Regions from separate parts of the Homo sapiens genome. Here region 1 is linked to region 2. Evidence: chromatin loops called from intact Hi-C (ENCODE). Cell type or tissue: K562. All regions are shown on one strand. Each heading gives the region's core, and the rest is flanking DNA. Links, peaks and the distances in the headings are about the cores only. Region 1 holds the start of LOC124902413 (a long non-coding RNA gene). Region 2 has its middle 38 kb from the start of ZNF25.

What was found. A loop is a pair of places that touch in the nucleus more often than their neighbours do. Peaks named below come from ENCODE experiments on the same cell type or tissue, not always from the same donor. Only the 100,000 strongest peaks of a DNase experiment are listed, where the experiment ranks them.
Region 1: a loop joins it to region 2, with 3 times the contacts of the local background. A loop is called at or near these places in 2 of 110 quality-filtered maps.

The regions. Positions count from the first base shown.
Region 1 is chr10:37,868,967-37,879,439 of GRCh38, forward strand. LOC124902413 (a long non-coding RNA gene) reads right to left here and starts at 4,967. Exons shown (of 2, transcript XR_007062116.1): 1 at 4,927-4,967; 2 at 3,994-4,233. In K562, for the core only: no CTCF peak of the experiment used is centred there; no DNase peak of the experiment used is centred there.
Region 2 is chr10:37,933,772-37,944,244 of GRCh38, forward strand. No RefSeq gene overlaps it. Among named protein-coding and RNA genes, the nearest start is that of ZNF25, 38 kb to the right of the region's middle. In K562, for the core only: a CTCF peak has its summit at 4,297 (motif pointing left); no DNase peak of the experiment used is centred there.

The sequences.
Region 1 (10,473 bases), core at 4,797-7,296, 63 kb before region 2:
GTGCAACCATCATCACTATTTAGTTCCAGAGCATTTCATCATTCCAAAAGGAAACGTATATGCTTTACAGTCACTTTCCATTCACCCCTAAATGCACTGCCTCGCAACCACTAATATACTTTCTGTCTCTATGGACTTTCCTATTCTGGATATTTTACATAAATGTAATCATACACTATGGGTTTTGCTTGTTTTTTTTTTTTTTTTTTAATAGAGACAGGGCAGACTGGAGTGCAGTGGCTCAATCATAGCTCACTGTAGCCTTGAACTCCTGGGCTCAAGCAGTCCTCCCACCTTCGCCTCCCAAAGTGGTGGGATTACAGGAATGAGCCACTGTGCCTAGCCAATATGTGTTTTGTATGTCCATCCTTCACCTAGTATAATGTTTTCAAAGTTCATCTGAGTTGTGGCATGTATCTGACCTCATTCCTTTTTATTGCTGAATAATCTCTTACATGGATGCACCTCATTTTGTTTATTCATCAGTTGATGGATGTTTGGGTTGTTTATACCTAATGGCTATTGCGAATAGTACATCTATGAATATATGTATATAAATTTCTGTTTGAACACCTGTTTTCAGTTTTCTGGATATATACCTAGACATAGAATTGCTGGATCATATATTTTGTCTTTTACTGAGGAATCACCAAACTTTTTCACAGCGCTGCATAATTTTACATTTCCACCAACAATGTTTGAGGATTACAGTTTCTCCACATCCTTGACAACACCTGTTATTGTTTATTTTTTAAATTATAGCCATTCTAGTGTTTGTTAAGTGGTATCTCATTGTGGTTTTGATTTGCTTTTTCCTAGTGACTAATGCATTTGAGCACCTTTTCATGTGCTTCTTGGCCATTTGTATATCTCTTTTGCAGAAGTGTCTATTCAAGTCCTTTGTCCATTTTTAAATTGGGTTTATTGTTAAGAGTACTCTCGTGTACTAGACCCTTGTTAGATATATGATTTTCAAATATTTCATTCTATGAGTTTTCTTTTCATTTTCTTGATAGTATCCTTTAATTCATAAAAGGTTTTAATTTTGATGAAGTCTGGTTAATGTATATTTTCTTTTGTTGCACATACTTTTGATGTCATATCTAAGAATCCATTGCCAAACCTAAGGTCATGAAGATTTACTTCTATATTTTCTCCTAAGAGTGTTATGGTTTTAGCGCTTACATTTAGGACTTTGACCTATTTTGAATTAATTTTTGTTTATAGTGTGAGGAAGTGGTCCAACTTCACATTTATTTGCCTGTGGATATCCAGTTGTCCCAAAACTAATTTTGAAAAAACTATTATTTCTCCCATTGTATTGTCTTGGCACCCCTGTTGATAATCAGTTGACCATAGATGTATGGGTTTCTTTTTGGACTCTTAATTCCATTCAGTTGATCTATATGTCTGTCTTTGTGCCAGTTCCATACTGTTTTGTTTACTGTAGCTTTGTAGCAGTCTTGAAGCCAGAAAGTGTAAGTCCCAATTTATTTATCTTTGTCAAAATTGTTTTGGCTCTTCAGGGTCTCTTGCAGTTCCATGAGTTTGACGGTCACGTCCGTTTTTGCAAAAAAGGTTATTCGATTTTGTATTGAATCTGCAGAACACTTTGGGAAGTACTGCCTTCTTAACCATATTAAGTATTCTATTCATGAACAAGGAATATCTGTCCCTTTATTTAGGTCTTTAATTTCTTTCAGCAAAAGTTTTATGGTTTTCAGTGTATAAGTCTCAGACCTACTTGGTTAAATCTATTCCTAAGTATTCTTTTGATGCTATTGTAGTTAGAATTTTTTTTAAATTATAAATTGTTTTTAAAATTTACTTCTTGGATTCTAATTGCTATAGAAAAATGGCTAATTTTTCTGTGTTAATCTTGGTCTTATAACTTATTGAATTTCTTTTTTTTCTTTTTTTCTTTTTTTTTTCTTTGAGATGGACTCTTGCTCTTTTGCCAGGCTGGAGTGCAGTGGCGCAATCTCGGCTCACTGCAACCTCCGCCTCCTGGGTTCAAGTGATTCTCCTGCCTCAGCCTCTGGAGTAGCTGGGACTATAGGCATGCACCACCACACCCAGCTAATTTTTGTATTTTTAGTAGAGACAGGGTTTCACCATGTTGGTAGGGGTGGTCTCGATCTCTTGACCTTGTGATCTGCCCGCCTTGGCCTCCCAACATGCTGGGATTATAGGCATGAGCCACCGCGCCCAGCCTTGAATTTCTTTATTAGCTCTAATGGTTTCCCTGTGGATTCTCAAGGATTTTCTGTTCATAAGAAAATGTCATCTACAAGCAGAGATAGTTTTACCACTTAACAGAGGTGAAAGATTAGGGCCTTCTCAGGTCTTTTCTGAGCATGGGCCTTGTCCTAGATTGCTGTGTCATCATCTGGATTCCCAGGAGTATATAGAAGCTTTTCCAAAGCCCAAAAGCATCTCATTCTTCCTCCCAGGCTTATTTTTATGTATCTGTTGTTCACCCCAACTAATATCCTTTGCCCCAAAGGCCACAGCTGGTTCATTTACCTTTAAATGATTTCAATAGGTGCCTGCCACATTGTCATTTCTCTGTCTGAGAGTTCTTAGCACTGTGTGTTACTCTTTCGGCCACCACCAGACAGAGCAAAACAGTCAACCCCAATTGTTTGAGAACCAGCTCTATTCTGCTCCTTCAAGCACTGGGAACTCATACCAGGAATACGGGATTTCATCTTAAGGACTGTTACTGAGTCAGTGTTATGGGTTGAATTGTGCCTCCTGCAAATTTCACTCATTGTAGGCTCCACCCACAGTACCTCAGAACATTGCCTTATTTGGAGATAGATTATTTACAGAGATAATAAAGTTAAAGTGAAGTCATGAGGGTGGGCCCTCATCTAATATGACTGGTGTATTAATTAGTCCATTCTTGCACTGCTATAAAGAAACACCTGAAACTGGGTAATTTATAAAGAAAAGAGGTTTAATTGGCTCATAGTTCTGCAGGTTGTACGGGTAGCATGACTGGGGAGACCGCAGGAAACTTACAACCATGGAAGAAGGCAAAGAGGAAAGAGGCACATCTTGCATGGCCAGAGCAGGAGGAAGAGAGTGAAGGGGGAGGTGCTACACGCTTTTAAAAACAGCCAGATCTTGTGAGAACTCACTATCATGAGAACAGCAAGCAGGAAATCCGCCTTCATGATCCAGTCATCTCCCACCAGCCCCTTCTTTCAACATTGGAGATTACAGTTTGACATGATATTTAGGCGGGGACCCAAATTCAAACCATATCAATTGTTGTCCTTTTAAAAGGGAAATTTGGACACAGAGAGATGTACAGAAGGAAGACCATGTGAAGACATGGGGAAGGTGGCTGTTTACCAGCCAAGGAGAGAATCCTAGAACAGAACCTTCCTTCAGAGCTTTCAGAAGGAAGCAGCCCTCCTGACACCTCGACTTTGGACTTCTAGCCTCCAGACTGTGAGAAAATACATTTCTGTCATTCAAGCTGCCCGGTCTCTGGTACTTTATTATGACAGCGCTAGCAAACTCATACAGCTTGTGAGGGGGATGGGGCGAAGGTGAGTTAAAACAACATAGATCTTTCCTACCAGGTTTCAGCTGCCATTCTCCTGATTAAGATTTGCTTACTTGCTGTAAACCTTTGTCTATATTCCAGAATTCTAATAAAGCTGCTCTGACTTTTTTTTCCCGTATTTCTGTGGAGGGATGGACCCTGGGCGTTCCCCTCTCTGCCATTTTCCCAGACTGTGGTCTGTCACCAGTATTTTGCAGGTTTTGAGTTAGTTGACCTTTCTGCAGCACCTGACCCTACTGCCTGTTTTCTGCACAGCCTGTGCTGCTGGTTCCTGTGGCGCCACACCACCCTCTTCTCTTACCTTCCTTCTAATGACATCTCATTCAAGGAATCTTTTCAACCTCGTGGTAAATAACATATCCCCCATGTATTGGTTTCCTGTTTCTGAATGTAACAAATTATCACAAATGTAGTAGCATAAACCACACATTTATTATCTTAGCGTTCTGGAAATCAGGAGTCTGCAATTAGTCATATGGCTAAAATCAAGGTGGTGGCGGGACTGGTACCTTCTGGAGGCTGTGAAGGGAGAATCTGTTTTCTTGCTTATTTCAGGTTATCATGGCCCCTTCCATTTTCAAAGCACGTGATGACTTCAGTCAGCCTTTGTCTGTAAAATGCCTTCTCATCTGTAGTCAGATGTCCCTCTGACTCTATAAAGACATGTGATTACATTTATGGCCAACCTGGATAATCCAGGACAATCTCCCCTTTTCAAGTTTCATAATCACATCTGCAAAGTCCTTTTTGCCATTTATAGTCATAGTCACAGGTTCCAGGGATTAGGACGTGGATATCTGTGGGGCCATTGTTCAGCCCACCACATCTGGGTTTTGATCCTTGACTCCCTGTTCCATCCTATTTACATACATGCATTGGATTCTTACTCTCTTTGTATAAGTACGTGGAGATGTATGTTTGTATCATGGAAGAGTATATATTTTTGTTTATTATGTTTTTTAGAATTATATAGCCCATCTCATTTGGTATATATGTTACTACAGCTTGTAAAAAAAAATTAATATTGCACAGAAGATCTATCCAAGTTGATTAGTTTATTCCTTTTTATTCCATATATTCTGAGACCATACTGCATTTATCCATTTTTTCATTGAAAGGCATTTAGGTCATTTCCGTTTTTCCTTATTGTGTGTAATACTTCAGTAAACATCCTTTACTTTGTCTGCATAAAGAGAAAGGATTTCCAGGCTGGGCACAGTGGCCTATGCCTGTAATCCCAGCACTTCGAGAGGCCAAAGTGGGAGGATTGCTTGAGCCCAGGAGTCTTTGACCAGCCTGGGTAACATAGGGCGACCCTGTCTCTACAAAAAAAAAATTTTACTTACCTGGGCATGGTGGTGCATGCTTCCAGTCCCAGCTAATCAGGAGTCTGAGGCAAGAGGACTGCTTGAGCCCAGGAGTTCAAGGCTGCAGTGAGTTATGATCGAGCCACTGCACTCCAGCCTGCGCAACAGAGCGAGAAAGGATTTCCAGAGTTACTTGGTGCTACCAGTTTGTCTACCAAGTTACCGTACCACAGCCGTTTATGAGAGTACCATTTTCTTTTTTTTTTCTTTTTTTGAGATGGAGTCTCGCTCTGTCGCCCAGGCTGGAGTGCAGTGGCACAATCTCCGCTCACTGCAAGCTCTTCCTCCTGGGTTCATGCCATTCTCCTACCTCAGCCTCCCTAGTAGCTGGGACTACAGGCACCCGTCACCACGCCCGGCTAATTTTTTGTATTTTTAGTAAAGACGGGGTTTCACCATGTTTGCCAGGATGGTCTCGATCTCCTGACCTTGTGATCCGCCCACCTCAGCCTCCCAAAGTGCTGGGATTACAGGCATGAGCCACTGCACCTGGCCGAGAGTACCATTTTCTTTATCTTCTTCCTAGCAATTAATATAGTCATATTTTAAAATTATGGCCAATCTGGTGGATAAAGAAAATCTCACTGTTTTGATTTCAATTTCTCTGATTGTAGGGTTGAGCCTTTCAGTTTTCTTTTGTTCATATACCTTACGTACTTTTCTATTGATTTTGTTCTATATTTCTTACTAATTTATAAATTTGAAATCCTTTATAGTAATCTTTGTGTTATTTTTCTTTTTTTATGAGACAGAGTTTCGCTCTTATTGCCCAGGCTGGAGTGCAATAGCACAATCTCTGCTCACTGCAACCTCCGCCTCCCTGGTTCAAGCGATTCTCCTGCCTCAGCCTCCCGAGTAGCTGGGATTGCAGGCATGTGCCACCATGCCCGGCTAATTTTGTATTTTTAGTAGAGATGGGGTTTCTCCATGTTGGTCAGGCTGGTCTCGAACTCCCGACCTCAGGTGATCTGCCTGCCTCTGCCTCCGAAAGTGCTGGGGTTACAGGCGTGAGCCACTGTGCCCGGCTTATTATTATTATTATTATTTTTTGAGGTGGAGTCTCACTCTGTCAGCCAGCCTGGAGTGCAGTGGCACCATCTTGGCTCACAGCAAGCTCTGCCTCCTGGGTTCAAGCAATTCTGCTGCCTCAGCCTCCTGAGTAGCTGGGATTACAGGCGCCTACTACCACGCCCTGCTAATTTTTTTTTTTTCCCCAAGACGGAGTTTCACTCTTGTTGCCCAGGCTTGAGTACAATGGTGCTATCTCGACTCACTGCAACCTCTGCCTCCTGGGTTCAGGCGATTGTCCTGCCTCAGCCTCCCAATTAGCTGGGATTACAGGTGCCCAACCACCATGCCTGGCTAATTTCAATTTTTTTTTTTTTTTTTTTTTTAGTAGAGATGGGGTTTCACCATTTTGGCCAGGCTGGTTTCAAACTCCTGATCTCAAGTGATCCACCCGCCTTGGCCTCCCAAAGTGCTAGGATTACAGCCAATTTTTGTATTTTTAGAAGAGAGGGGGTTTCACCATGTTGGCCAGGCTGGTCTCCAACTCATGACCTCAAGTGATCCACTCGCCTTGGCCTCCCAAAGTGCCGAGGTTATAGTTGTGAGCCACCGTACCTGGCCTTTTTTCTTAATTTGAAAATCTATATTCCAAAGGGCATTAACATGATTATTTGCTTTATCCTGTAAAGCATAATATACCAAAATAACAATACCAATATTATTGTTAACAAAATATTTTTGAAACCAGTTTAAGATTTATTTTGCAGTTCTTTTGTCCTTAAGGCACAGCCCCATTGTGACATACAGTTAGATTCCTTTGTTTTAAATTTAGCAGAAATAATTCTCTGAGTGGTACGGCATCAACTTTAGATATAATTAGATTTATTTGTTTCATTGCTGTTTGTTTTTAGAGTTTTTATTTTGAAAATCATTTTTTATAATTATGAAAAATATTTAAATGTTTCCAAAGACAAATCTGTAAAGCAAAGTATATTCAGAGATCAGTCTGGGATTCATCCCTTTCCCTCCATCTGGTTCCTTGTTCCTTTCCTCACCTTATGAAGAATGATTTATTTTGTTTTATGACTTATCTTTTTATTGTTATTTTTAATATAAGCAGATCTGTATGGGGATACACATATTTTCCTTTTGTGTATAAAAGCTGCCACATTATACTTGATTTTCTCAGACTTCCTTTGGTCATATAATAGCACCTGGAGTTCACTCTGCAGTGGGATATGCAGGTCTTCCTCAGGTCTTGTTTCAGTCGCTTAGCACTCTGTAGTGTGAGTGTACGACATACCTTCAACCAGTTGTTTGCTAATCAACATTTGGGTTGTTTCCAGTCTTTTGCAATATAAATACTGCTTTAGCTTTGTGCCTACATCTTTTCAATTTTTTTTTTTTTTTTTTTTTTGTGGAGATGGAGTCTTGCTCTGTTGCCCAGGCTGGAGTGCAATGGCATGATCTCGGCTCACTATAACCTCCACCTCCTGGGTTCGAGAGATTCTCCCTGTCGCAGCCCCCTGAGTAGCTGGCATTACAGGTGCCCACCACGTCTGGCTAACTTTTTTTTGTATTTTTAGTAGAGATGGGGTTTCACCATGTTAGTTAGGCTGGTCTTGAACTCCTGACCTCAGGTGATCCGCCCGCCTTGGCCTCCCAAAGTGCTAGGATTACAGGTGTGAGCAGCCGCGCCCGGCCCCATCTTTTCAATTTTTGGCTAATGTGTCTTTGTGGTAGATTCTTAGAAGTGGGATTTCTAGGTCCAGTGGTAAATTCATACATATATAATGTAACTGAATACTGCCATATTTCACTTCATAATGGCTGCTTATTTTGTATTCTCACGAGCAGGATATGAGTATGCTTTTATGCCTGTAGCAAACCAAACTAAGTGTATGTGTTATTCTTTTGGGTTTCTGCCAGTCTGATAGGAGTGAATGGTTCAATGCAATTTTAAGTTACATTTTTTTTTAACTTTAAAGGGTAATCATTTGTTTTTTGTTTTGTTTTGTTTTGTTTTTTGAGATGGAGTCTTGTTGTGTCGCCCAGGCTGGAGTGCGGTGGCACGATCTTGGCTCACTGCAACCTCTGCCTCCTGGGTTCAAGTGATTTTCCTGCCTCAGCCTCCCAAGTAGCTGGGATTACAGGCGTCTGCCACTACACCCAGCTAATTTTTGTATATTTATTTATTTATTTATTTTTAAGACAGAGTCTCGCTGTGTCACCCAGGCTGGAGTGCAGTGGCACGATTTCAGCTCACTGCAACCTCTGCCTCCCAGGTTCAATTGATTCTCCTGCCTCAGCCTGGTGAGTAGCTGGGACTACAGGCACCTGTCACCATGTCTGGCTAATTTTTTGTGTGTTTTTAGTAGAGATGGGTTTCACTATGTTGGCCAGGATGGTCTTGAACTCCTGACCTCATGATCTGCCCGCCTTAGCCTCCCAAAGTGCTGGGATTACAGGCATGAGCCACCATGCCCGGCCAATTTTTGTATGTTTAGTAGAGACAGGGTTTTGCCATGTTGACCAGGCTGGTCTCGAACTCTTGACCTCAGGTGATCCGCCTGTCTTGGCCTCCCAAAGCGCTGGTATTACAGGTGTGAGCCACTGCGCCCAGCCTTCCCTTCTGTATTTTTAGGAACGCTTTGCCTTTTCTTTGTCACTTAAGTTACAGATACTTATTCCCAGTTTGTCCTTTTTAGAGGACAATAAACACCAGTTTACCTAGATTCAACAGTTTTAAGTATTCTTCCACACGTTCTCTCTCTGTCTTTATCTATGTGTAATTTTTCCAGGCCAGACACAGTGACTCATGCCTATAATCCCAACACTTTGTGGGGCAAAGGTGGGAGGATTGCTTGAGCCCAGGAGTACAAGACCACCCTGAGTAACATAATGGGACCCCATGTTACAAAAAATTTTTAAAAATTAGCTGGACATGGCGGTGTGCACCTTTAGTCCCAGCTACTCAAGAAGCTGAGGCAGAAGGATCACTTGAACCTGGGAGGTCAAGGCTGCAGTGAGCTATGATCGTACCACTGCACTCTAGTGTGAGTGACAGAATGAGCTACCGTCTCAAAAAACAAAACAAAATTTCCATTTTCCCCAAAAATGTCCTCTGTAGCTTTGCTGGGCCCAAGAGCCAATCAAAGATGGTTTTTTTTATTCCTTCATAATAATGGGCATTTAAAATAAGTCCTGGTCAGGAGTCTTGTTGAACAGTTATTCTTGAATTTAACTGCTCTTTAGAATCATTTGAAGCTCTTTAAATATTCCCATACCCAGGAGATATGCAACCACGCTTAGAAGCACTGTTGTAGAATGCCTGCACATCTGTATTTGACTGATTTGTTTTTCTTCACAATTAGATTCAGATTATACATTTTTCTTTTTTTTTTTTCTTGAGAATGAATCTAGCTCTGTCGCCCAGGCTGGAGTGCAGTGGCACGATCTCGGCTCACTGCAAACTCCACCCCCCAGGTTCAAGTGATTCTTGTGCCTCAGCCTCCCAAGGAATTGGAATTACAGGCACCTGCCACCACACCTGGCTAATTTTTGTATTTTTAGTAGAGACAGGGTTTCACTGTGTTGGCCAGGCTGGCCTCGAATTCCTTACCTCGTGATCCGCCTGCCTCGGCCTCCCAAAATGCTAGGATTACAACCGTGAGCCACCACGCCCAGCCTATACATTTATCTTATGCCAGTTTATTATGTAATTTTTATATGATCTCTTTGTACCACTATTTGTAATGGTACCAAATATCTCCATTTGAAAAGCAGCCTTTCTTTTCCTTTTTTTAAACTAATAATCTTTGGCTGGAATATGGAGACTATGTGAACATCCTCTTCCCAATAATCTTTCCCAATGGTTGACTATTTAGGGTGAGCACTTTTAGCATGTTTATTGGCCATGTTAGTGTTGTCTTTTGTGAAATGACTGTTCAGATCTTTTCCCCCATTTTTCTATTAGGTCATCTTGCTTGTATTGATTTTAGAAGTATTTTATATATTCTGGGTATAGTCCCTTTAAAAGTTCGATATGTTGTCAATATTTTTTTCTCTCTGATTTGCATTTTTTTTGCATTAATGGTGTCTTTTGATTAATTGACATTCTTAATGTGGTCCAGTTTATTTCAGTCTTCTCCTTTATGGTTAGTGCTTTTGTATCTTGCTTTAAAAAAAACTTTGCTTGTGAATATAGTTTCATGTTATGTTTTTGAAGTTCTGTTGTTTTTACTCATCACATTTTAACCTACAATTCATCTGGAATTGATTCTCACATATTGTGTGAGATTGAAGTCAAGTTTTCCCCATATTTAAACCCATTTAATCAGCATAGTTTATTGAGACTGTCCTTTTCCTCACTGCTCAGCTGTGAAACTTTTAAAAATAAATCAGGTATCCATGTTTGAAGGTCTGTTTCTAGACCATACTTTTCTTCTATTGGTGTTTCAATGTATTCTTTCACCAATACCACACTGTCTTAAATTACTCTATAATAAATTCTTATAT
Region 2 (10,473 bases), core at 3,252-5,751:
CCTGTTCCTTTCTGAAACAGTCCTCTTTGCCTCATAGCAGGCAGTAAATGGGCTGAGACAGTATTGCCAAGAGTGGCACACACTGTTTCCAAAGTCCAAAGCGGCCTGTCAATCGCCCTGCCTCTTTCTTAGTAGTAGACAGTGCAGGTGCAGTGACTTGTCCTTTGCCTTGGATGGATGTCTTAGCAGGTCCTAGAACCCTGTATCTCTGAAAGCTTCACTGATGTGCTAAGCCCCAGACTATATTTAGCATCTATTCCCCACCCTCTGCTGCTCCTGTTTCTGTCTGCAGCATCTAGAGTACTTGCCACTTGTTGTATCTCAGGTCAGATTGATGTAATGTCATTAGTACTTGGATCCTGATGCTCTGAAAAATTGCATGATAAGGTCCTTGAGGGATAATTTGTGATGGAGAAAAGGAGAGTTAACATAGTCATGGGACAAGACGATAAGTATATATTGCTCTTCACCCAAGTGAAGCATTGTTGATCTTTTTCAGTCACATAAGCAATGTCCTCACTGGCTACTGCCTGTCCCCATAGTTACCACTCTGGCCCTGCTGTCCTTTATAGTATTTCTACCCACTTTGCTTTTGACTGTTAGTGCTTCCTAATAGAATTTTGTCATCTCCACTGGCATTTGGGAGTCCGTTTCACAACGCATCTCATGTCACTATGAATTGTGGCCAATAGAAGACAGTCAACGCACTTGTGCACTCTTTATCACTTTGGTGTCCCCTGGGCCCTGTGGGTAGCACATCAGTCAGGAGTCCTCTACCCTTATGTAGTAAAACCATTATAAAATGTCCATGACTAGAGTCATCTGACCCTCACCTCAGTACAGTCCTCAATTTCATTTTTTAAGGATTACTTTAGTCAATGAATTTATTTTCATCTGAAGGGCCTTTACAATTTAACTTGTTTTATTATTTGTTCCAAAGTAAGAAATAAATAATGGACCACACATTGTGGTAATTTTTAGCCATGGTTTTATTCTTGTAACATATTTATTCATGATTAAGGATGTAAATATAGGAAATGGTCATCTTGTGTTACCCTACATTGTTTTAACCTGATGGTTTCTCTTAGCTGAGAGAGCCAGACAGACTCCATTTTAGTTCCTTCACTTACAGCCCCCCTTCCTTAAAGGTATGACGAATGCAAGCTGACTCCAAGCACATCCAGGAATGCACTTGCTGATAAGATATAGAGGCAAGCTGTATAAGCAGCTCCTGGGGACGTGCTTGTTGGATGGTACCCAAAGCCCCTACATCATCTCTTTATGATAGTTTAAGCCCCTGCATCTGGAACTGTTTATGTTTCTGCAACTATCTCTGTAACCATTAATTTTTTAACTTTTTGCCTACTCTGCTTCTGTAAAAATTGTTTCAGCTAAACTCCCCCTCCCCTATTTAGACCAAGGTATAAAAATAAATCTAGCCCCTTCCTCAGGGCCGAGAGAATTTTGAGTGCTAGCCGTCTCTCGGTCACCAGCAATAAAGGACTCCTGAATTAGTCTCAGAGTGTGGCGTTTCTCTACAACTCACTCGGTTACAACATTTGGAGGCCCCAGCGAGATGCGCCACCGGGTGAAGACCAGACTTGTTCCGGGCTCCCCTGGACAGATGGAGGGCTTATAGGGGAGGCACCCCCTGAAGACGTTCCAGGGCCCCGTGGGCCACTGTATTCCGGAGGGGAGTGGATTGACTGCCGGGATTGACTGCCCAACCAAATCCAACTCCTGAGTGCTCAGTCTCTGGTCCCAGAAAGGTAAGTCAGATCTGACTCTGTTTCTCTGGGAGGGAAATGGCCCTGACGAGGGTCCTCCCTCAGACTCTGTCCACACTCCAGGATGCTGGAAGGCAGGGTCCTGGTTTCCGTCAGGCTTCTCTGTTAAGTCTAGTCTCTTGCTCTCTCTCTCTTTTTGTCTCTCTCTCTTTTTCTCTATCTCCTTCTCTTGTTCAGGTCTCTAGGAGATCTGTTTTAGAATGGGAATAAAAAATATTGTAATAAACTCTGTGTGAGTGAGTGAGTGAATTTGGAGTTCAAGGGCTTGTGCTTGAATTTCCAGTTTGTAGCTCCACAGCAAAAGCTATGGAGTTCGAGAGGGCCCTCACCTGCAGTTCTGTGGTGACCTATAAGCCTTAGGGCAGCATGGGGCATAGCTCGATCTGAGCCAGGGGTTTATACCAGTCTGCCAATGCCAAGAGGAGCCTAAGTCCCTGCAAGGAGAGTGGCCAGGTGGGCATCTGATTATCCCATCATGAGACTCCCTCCCCTTGTCTGTGTATAAAAATTGTCATACTTGTTTTTATACCCTAGTGTCTATTGTCCTGTTTTGTGTCTGTCTGAATTTTATATGTCCGGTCGCCAATACTGCCCATGATGACTGGGCAAGGACTTCTTCAAGGTCCTCAGTACAGATTTTCTATCCCAGGAGGTCAAGTCTCTCATCAGTCATTTGGGCTGGCCATCCCAGTCCTGCCTTTTCTGTCAGAAACTAATCAGATGTTGTTATGGGGAGGGGTGTGGAAGACATTCGCCCATTTGGGATTTTGGCATCATAAAGATTGCTGCCATTTAGATTGCCATACACCATGCCCCAATGACTGGTCTACCTCCTCCTTAGACCAGTGATGGATCCAAAATAGCCACCCTGCGGACTTCCTTGCTCACCTTTTCTGTCATCCCATAACTTTTCCAGTGCCCTTAAATAACACACTATGTAGAGAAACCTATGCCTGTGCTGCTTTACTCTGTCTGGACCCTTATTCTATCCCCCTGTGGCTACTCTCCTACCTTAGGAAAGATCTGAGTGGCCCCTTTCCTCCTTACCCCCATCCCTTAACCCACACAGCTCGTTTTCCTGTGTCACAGCAAGTCCAGCACCTCCAAGACTTGGCTCTGCTCTCCATCCTAAAACCCTTAAAAGAAAGGGCTGAGTTTGAACTTTTTGCCTTTGAGTCGGGGAGACACCAAAGATATTTGGCTATAAGTCAAAAAGGAAGGGGGGGGTCACATAGGTCCCACTGGCCTCAGACCCACCTCTTGTCCTCTCTCTAGATCTCAAAGCTTAAAGAGACAGATCTTATGTGGCAAGAAATGTTGGCTATAGTTGTTTTCCTACTTCTTCTGGTTATAATACTTCTGTTCTTCCAATACTACAGCCCCCCAGGCCATGAATATCTCTGTCTGTGCTGGGTTTAATATTTCTGCTTAAACCTTGTTAATTGCCTCCAGAATGGGAAACTCTTCTTCCTGGCCCCGTAGAGATTACAGCCCTCTCCAATGTATGTTGCAGAATTTCTCTCTGGGCTTCTCAGAGGATTACGGAGTCCACCTTAAGAAAGGCAAACTCCAGACACTCTGTGAAGTAGAATGGCCACAGTTTGGAACTGGGTGGCACCCAGAAGGGTCATTAAACCTCACAACTGTTCAGGCTGTGTGGCGGGTCATGGCTGGAACTCCCGGACACCCTGATCAGTTTCCTTACATTGATCAATGGCTAGATTTGGTCCAGAGCCCTCCTCCATGGCTCCGCTCACGTGCCATTCATGATCCCACCTCCAAGGTCCTTTTGAGCTGGACCACACTTTTGCCCCAACCCTCAGCGCCTTCGGCTCCTCCTGTACAGTCTCCTTCTGAAGAAGAGGAAAGTTCTCTTCACCCATTTCTGCCTCCCTATAACCCTCCTGCCCACCCCCCGCCCCGCCCCAGAATATTTCCTTGTCTCCTCGACTACATCCCCTGTGGCCTCTCCACCTATAGCCACCCAATTACGGCATCGGCTGGAGGAGGTGGCCCTCCTTCTCCCACTGACAGAGGCCCAAATCCCTCTGGGCAATGAGCGCTCTGCTCCATTTTTAGTTTATGTCCCCTTCTCTGCTTCTGACCTGTACAACTGGAAGGCTCATAATCCCCCCTTTTCTGAAAAGCCCCAGGTCTTGACCTCACTGATGGAGTCCGTGCTCCGGAATCACCGGCCCACCTGGGATGACTGTCAGCAACTTCTTTTAACCCTTTTCACCTCTGAAGAGAGGGACCATATCCGAAGAAAGGTCAGAAAGTATTTCCTCACATCAGCTGGTAGACCAGAGGAGGAAGCCCGGGACCTCCTTGAGGAGACTTTTCCCTCTACCTGGCCTGATTGGGATACAAAATCCTCGGGTGGGAAGAGAGCTTTGGATAATTTTCACTGGTATGTCCTTGTGGGTATCAAGGGAGCCACTCAAAAACCCATGAATCTGTCCAAGACAACTGAAGCTGTCCAGGGGCCTAATGAGTCACCAGGAGTGTTTCTAGAACGCCTCCTGGAGGCCTATCAGATTTACACCCCTTTTGACCCGGAGGCTCCCGAGAATAGCCATGCTATTAATTTGGCATTTGTGACTCAGGTAGCCCCTGATATTATAAGAAAATTACAAAAGCTGGAAGGATTTGCTGGAATGAACAGCAGCCAACTTTTCAAATAGCCCAGAAAGTTTTTGACAATTGAGAGTTTGAAAGGCAAAAACAGGTAGCTCAGGCAGCTGAAAAGGCTGCTGACAAAGCATCAAAAAGACAGGCAAAGATCTTAGTGGCTGCCATCCAAGGAAGCAAGAAGGCAGGGCCCCCATCACAGAGCACCAGCCAGGGGACCCCAGGTCCCCACCAGAAAGGCCAAAAAGGTGAGCAGGCTCCCCTACAAAGAAACCAATGTGCTTATTGCAAACAAATTGGACACAGGAAAAAAGAATGCTCATTAAAACCAGAGGAAAAACAAGAGAAGAAAAAGGTCCTCACCCTCCCTGCTGTGGATGAATCTGAAGATTGACAGGGCCGGGGCTGCCACTTCCTTCACCCCCAGGAGCCCTTGGTGACTGCCACAGTGGGGGCCCAGCCTGTATGCTTCCTAATCGACACTGGGGCGGAAGACTTGGTACTGCAAACACCCTTGGGCAGTGTCTCTAATAAAAAAGGTGGCTGTGCAAGGGACTTCATAAGCTTCATAAGCTGCAGGCATCCATCTCCTTCTCAGCCCAATAAGCTCACCTCACATTAGGGGACCCAACACCCTCTACCACCCAGCTCCTGCTAACCACCCCTTTGTCAGAGGAATATCTCTTAGTTTCACCCTCACAACCGCTGGAGAATAAAACTAATCCTCTCCTACTGGATTTACAGACTCTCTTTCCTCAAGTCTGGGCCAAGTCAAACCCCCCCAGGACTGGCAAAGCACCATCTGCCAGTAGTTGTAGAACTCCTGGCCACTGCCCTGCCAGTCCAGGTAAAACAATATCCTATGAGTCAGTGGGCTAGAGAGGGAATCAATCCCCATATTCAGTCTGCCTGGAATACTCCATTTTTGCTGGTCCAGAAACCTGGAACAAATGATTACCGGCCTGTACAGGACTTGCAGGAAGTTAACAAGTGGACAGTCACTGTCCATCCAACTGTTCCTAACCCTTATATTTTACTCGGCCTGCTTCCACCAGAACATACAGCATACACTGTTCTTGACTTAAAGGATGCTTTCTTTGCTATTCCTCTGGCCCCTAAAAGCCAACCTATATTTGCTTCTGAATGGATGGACCCTGGCTCAGGAGACACCACTCAATTAACCTGGACTTGGTTACCCCAGGGTTTAAAAAATTCCCCCACCCTTTTTGGGGAAGCCCTCCAACAAGATCTTATACCGTTCTGAGCCAGTCACCCTAACTGCACGCTTCTCCAGTACATAGACGACCTGTTTTTGGCTACTGAAACCACTGACAGCTGCCTGCAACATACTAGGGACCTACTTTACCTCCTTCAGGAACTCGGGTATTGGGTCTCAGCCAAGAAGGCCCAGCTTTGTCTTCCCAGACTTTTCTACCTAGGATACAAGATAAACAAGGGAGAAAGGGCACTTGCCACTGCTCGAAAGGAAGCCATCCTGCAAATCCCCACTCCCACCACTAGGAGATGGGTACATGAATTCTTAGGGGCTGTGGGATACTGTCGTTTATGGATATTGGGGTTCGCAGAAATCACCAAGCCCCTGTACACCACTACCAGAGGGAATGGCCCACTAGTTTGGACTGACAAAGAACAGGCTTTTCAAAATCTAAAGAAGGCATTAACTGAGGTCCCTGCTCTTGCCCTCCCAAATATCTCAGAACCATTTCATCTTTTTGTTCATGAAAGCCAGGGAGTCACTAAAGGGGTACTCACTCAAACTTTAGGACCATGGTGATGCCCGGTGGCCTATTTGTCTAAGATACTGGACCCTGTGGCCTCCGGGTGACCAAGTTGTCTGTGAGCCATAGCGGCAAAAGCAAGCCTGGTCCAGGAGGCTGATAAACTGACTCTGGGCCAGAATTTAACCCTTATGGCTCCTCATGCCATAGAGACTTTGCTACAAAGGGCCTCTGGCAAATGGATGTCGAATGCTCACATCCTGCAGTATCAGAGTTTACTGTTAGATCAGCCTTGGTTAACTTTCTCTCCCACAAGGTGTTTAAATCCAGCTACCTTTCTCCCTGATCCAGACCTTACCACACCTGTCCATGACTGCCAAGAACTGTTAGAGACTACATAAACTGGCCGACCTGATCTCCAAGATGTGCCTCTAAAGGAGGTGGACTCCACTCTGTTTACTGACAGCAGCAGCTTCCTTGAACAGGGAGTAGGAAAGGCTGGTGCAGCCGTTACTATGGAGACAGATGTACTGTGGGCCCAGGCACTGCCGGCAGGTACCTCAGCACAGAAGGCTGAATTGGTCACCTTCACTCAGGCTCTCTGATGGGGTAAGGACAAACGTATTAACATCTACACTGACAGCAGGTATGTTTTTCCTACTGTACATGTACACAAAGCCATCTATCAAGAGTGAGGGCTACTCACCAGGAAAGACTATTAAAAACAAAGAAGAAATTTTGGCCCTGCTTGAAGCTGTTTGGCTTCCTCCGCAGGTGGCTGTAATTCACTGCAAATGTCATCAAACAGAAGGCATGGCTATTGCCTGTGGTAACCAAAAAGCAGGCTCTGCAGCTCGAGAGGCAGCTTGGCTCCCAGTCACGCCTTTGACCCTGCTGCCCACTGTGTCCTTTCCGCAACCTGACCTACCAGACCACCCACAATACTCCCCAGAGGAAGAAAAACAAGCTTCAGATCTTTGGGCCAGTAAATATCAGGAAGGTTGGTGGATTCTTCCTGATTCCAGAATCTTTATGCCCCAAGCCCCTGGGGAAACTTTAATCAATCATCTGCATTCTGCCACCCATTTGGGAGGAATAAAACTGGCCCAGCTTCTAAGGAGCCATTTCAACATCCCCCACCTTCAGGACTTAACTAACCAAGCAGCTCTCTGGTGTATGGCTTGTGCTCAGGTAAACACCAAACAAGGTCCTAAGCCCAGCTCAGTCCACCGCCTCCAGGGAGGCTCTCCCCGAGAAAGGTGGGAAGTTGACTTTACAGAAATAAAACCACACTGGGCAGGGTATAAATACCTCCTAGTGCTAATAGACACCTTTTCGGGATGGACTAAGGCATTTACCACTGGAAACGAAACTGCCACCATGGTAGTTAGGCTTTTACTCATTAAAATCATCTCTCAACATGGGCTGCCTGTTGCCATAGGGTCTGATAATGGACCAGCCTTCACCTCGTCCATGGCTCAGTCAGTCAGCAAGGCATTAAACATTAAATGGAAACTCCATTGCACCTATTGACCCCAGAGCTCTGGACAGGTAGAACGCATGAACCACACAATAAAAAGTACTCTTACTAAGTTAATCCTAGAGACCAGTGAGAATTGGGTAAAGCTCCTTCCTTTAGCCCTTCTTAGAGTAAGATACACCACTTACTGGGCTGGGTTTTCACCTTTTGAAATCATGTATGGAAGGGCTCCGCCTATCTTGCCTAAGCTAAGGGATACCAATTTAGCAGAAATCTCACAAGCTAATTTGTTCAGTACCTGCAGTCTCTCCAACAGGTATGAGACACCATCCAGCCACTTGTCCAGGGAGCACACTCCAATCCAGTTCCTGACCAGACTGGGCCCTGCCACTTTTTCCAGCCAGGTGACTTAGTATAGGTTAAAAAGTTCCAGAAGGAAGGATTCACTCCTGCCTGAAAAGGACCTCATACTGTCATCCTCACCACGCCGATGGCTCTGAAAGTGGATGGCATTCCTTCTTGGATTCATCACTGTCACATCAAAAAGGCGAACAAAGCCCAGCAAGAAACATGGATCCCCAAGCCTGGGCCATGCCCCTTAAAACTGCGCATAAGTCAAGTGAAGCCATCGGATTAATCATTTTTATTTACCTCTTTTGTTTGTTTCCGCCTATTACGCCCTCTGCCCCTCTCTACTCTTTTCTCCTCACTTCTTTCACGACAGTATGTGTGTTTGCAAACACCACCTGGAAGGCAGGAACCTCCAAGGAAGTCTCTTTTGCAGTCGATTTATGTGCTTTGTTCCCAGAGCCTGCCCAAACCCATGAAAAACAACCCAACCTGCCGGTTATGGGAGCAGGAAATGTCAACCTCGCTGCAGGGTCCAGACACACAGGAAGCCGGACTAGATGTGGAAGCTCTAAAGGTGCAGAAAAAGGACTCCAGAGCGTTGACTTTTACCTCTGTCCTGGAAATCACCCTGACTCTAGTTGTCTAGATTCTTATCAGTTTTTCTGCCCTCACTGGTCATGTGTAACCCTGGCCACATACCCTGGAGGATTGACCTGGTCCTCAACACTTTCCAGAACTCGCACTTCCCGTCCTAGACAGTGTACTGTAAAAAATTGCAATCCTCTTACTATAACTGTCCATAGCCCTAATTCAGCTCAATGGTATTAAGGCATGTCATGGGGATTAAGGCTTTATATCTCGGGATTTGATGTTGGTACTATGTTCACCATCCAGAAAAATGTCCTGGTCCCATGGAGCCCTCCTAAGTCAATCGGACCTTTAACTGATTTAGGTGACCCTATATTGTAAAGACACCCAGACAGGGTTGATTTAACCATCCCGCCACCACTCCTTGTTCCCAGATCTCAGTTACAATGACAACATCTCCAACCCAGCCTGATGTCCATTCTGGATGGGGTACATCACCTCCTTAATCTCACCCAGCTTAAACTAGCCCAAGATTGCTGGTTGTGCCTAAAGGCCAAACCCCCATATTATGTTGGGTTAGGAATAGAAGCCATGTTCAAAATTAACTCTCTTCTTATCATACAAGGCCCCATGCCCTTAAACTAGGAGACATGTCAGGAAACGCTTCCTGTATAGTTAGCGCAGGGTATAACTTATCTGCTTCTCCCTTTCAGACTACCTGTAATCAGTCTCTACTTACTTCCTTAAATGCCTCAGTCTCCTACCAGGCACCCAACAATACCTGGCTGGCCTGCACTTCAGGCCTCACTCACTGCATCAATGGGACTGAACCTGGACCTCTCCTGTGTGTGTTGGTTCATGTACTGCCCCAGGTCTACGTGTACAGCAGGCCAGAAGGGCGACTTCTCATCGCTCCACCTGAATTACATTCCAGGTTTCACTGAGCCACCCCACTCCTCATACCCCTTCTGGCCGGCCTTAGCATAGCTGAATCAGCAGCCATTGGCACAGCTGCCCTGGTTCAGGGAGAAACTGGACTAATATCCCTGTCTTAATAAGTAGATGCTGATTTAAGCAATCTCTACTCAGCCGTAAATATACTGTATACTCAGGCAGAGTCTGTAGCTGAAGTAGTACTTCAAAACTGCCGAGGCTTAGATCTGCTATTTCTCTCCCAAAGAGGGTTATGCACAGCTCTAGGAGAAAGTTGTTTCTATGCCAATCAGTCTGGGGTCATAAAAGATACACTCCAAAGAGTTCAAACAAATCTAGATAGATGCCAACAGAAACAGGAAAATAACACCCCTGGTACCAAAACATGTTTAACTGGAATCCATGGCTAACTACTCTAATTACTGGATTGGCGGGACCCCTTCTCCTCCTCTTGTTTGGCTTAGTCTTTGGGCCTTGTATATTAAATTGGTTTCTTAACTTTATAAAGCAGTGCATAGCTTCTGTCAAACTTATGCATCTTAGAACCCAATATAACCCCCTTGTTATAACCGAGGAATCAATGATTTGATTCCCCTAAACACGAGTGGGGAATGTGATACCCTACTTTGTTTTAACCTGATTGTTTCTCTTAGCTGAGATAGCCGGACACACTCTATTTTAGTTCCTTCACTTACAGCCCCCGCCCAACCCCCGCCGCTGTACACGTAGACCTGGGGCAGTACATGAACCAACACACACAGGAGAGGTCCAGGTTCAGTCCCACTGATGCAGTGAGTGAGGCCTGAAGTGCAGGCCAGCCAGGTATTGTTGGGTGCTTGGTAGGAGACTGAGGCATTTAAGGAAGTAAGTAGAGACTGATTACAGGTAGTCTGAAAGGGAGAAGCAGATAAGTTATACCCTGCGCTAACTATACGGGAGGCGTTTCCTGACATGTCTCCTAGTG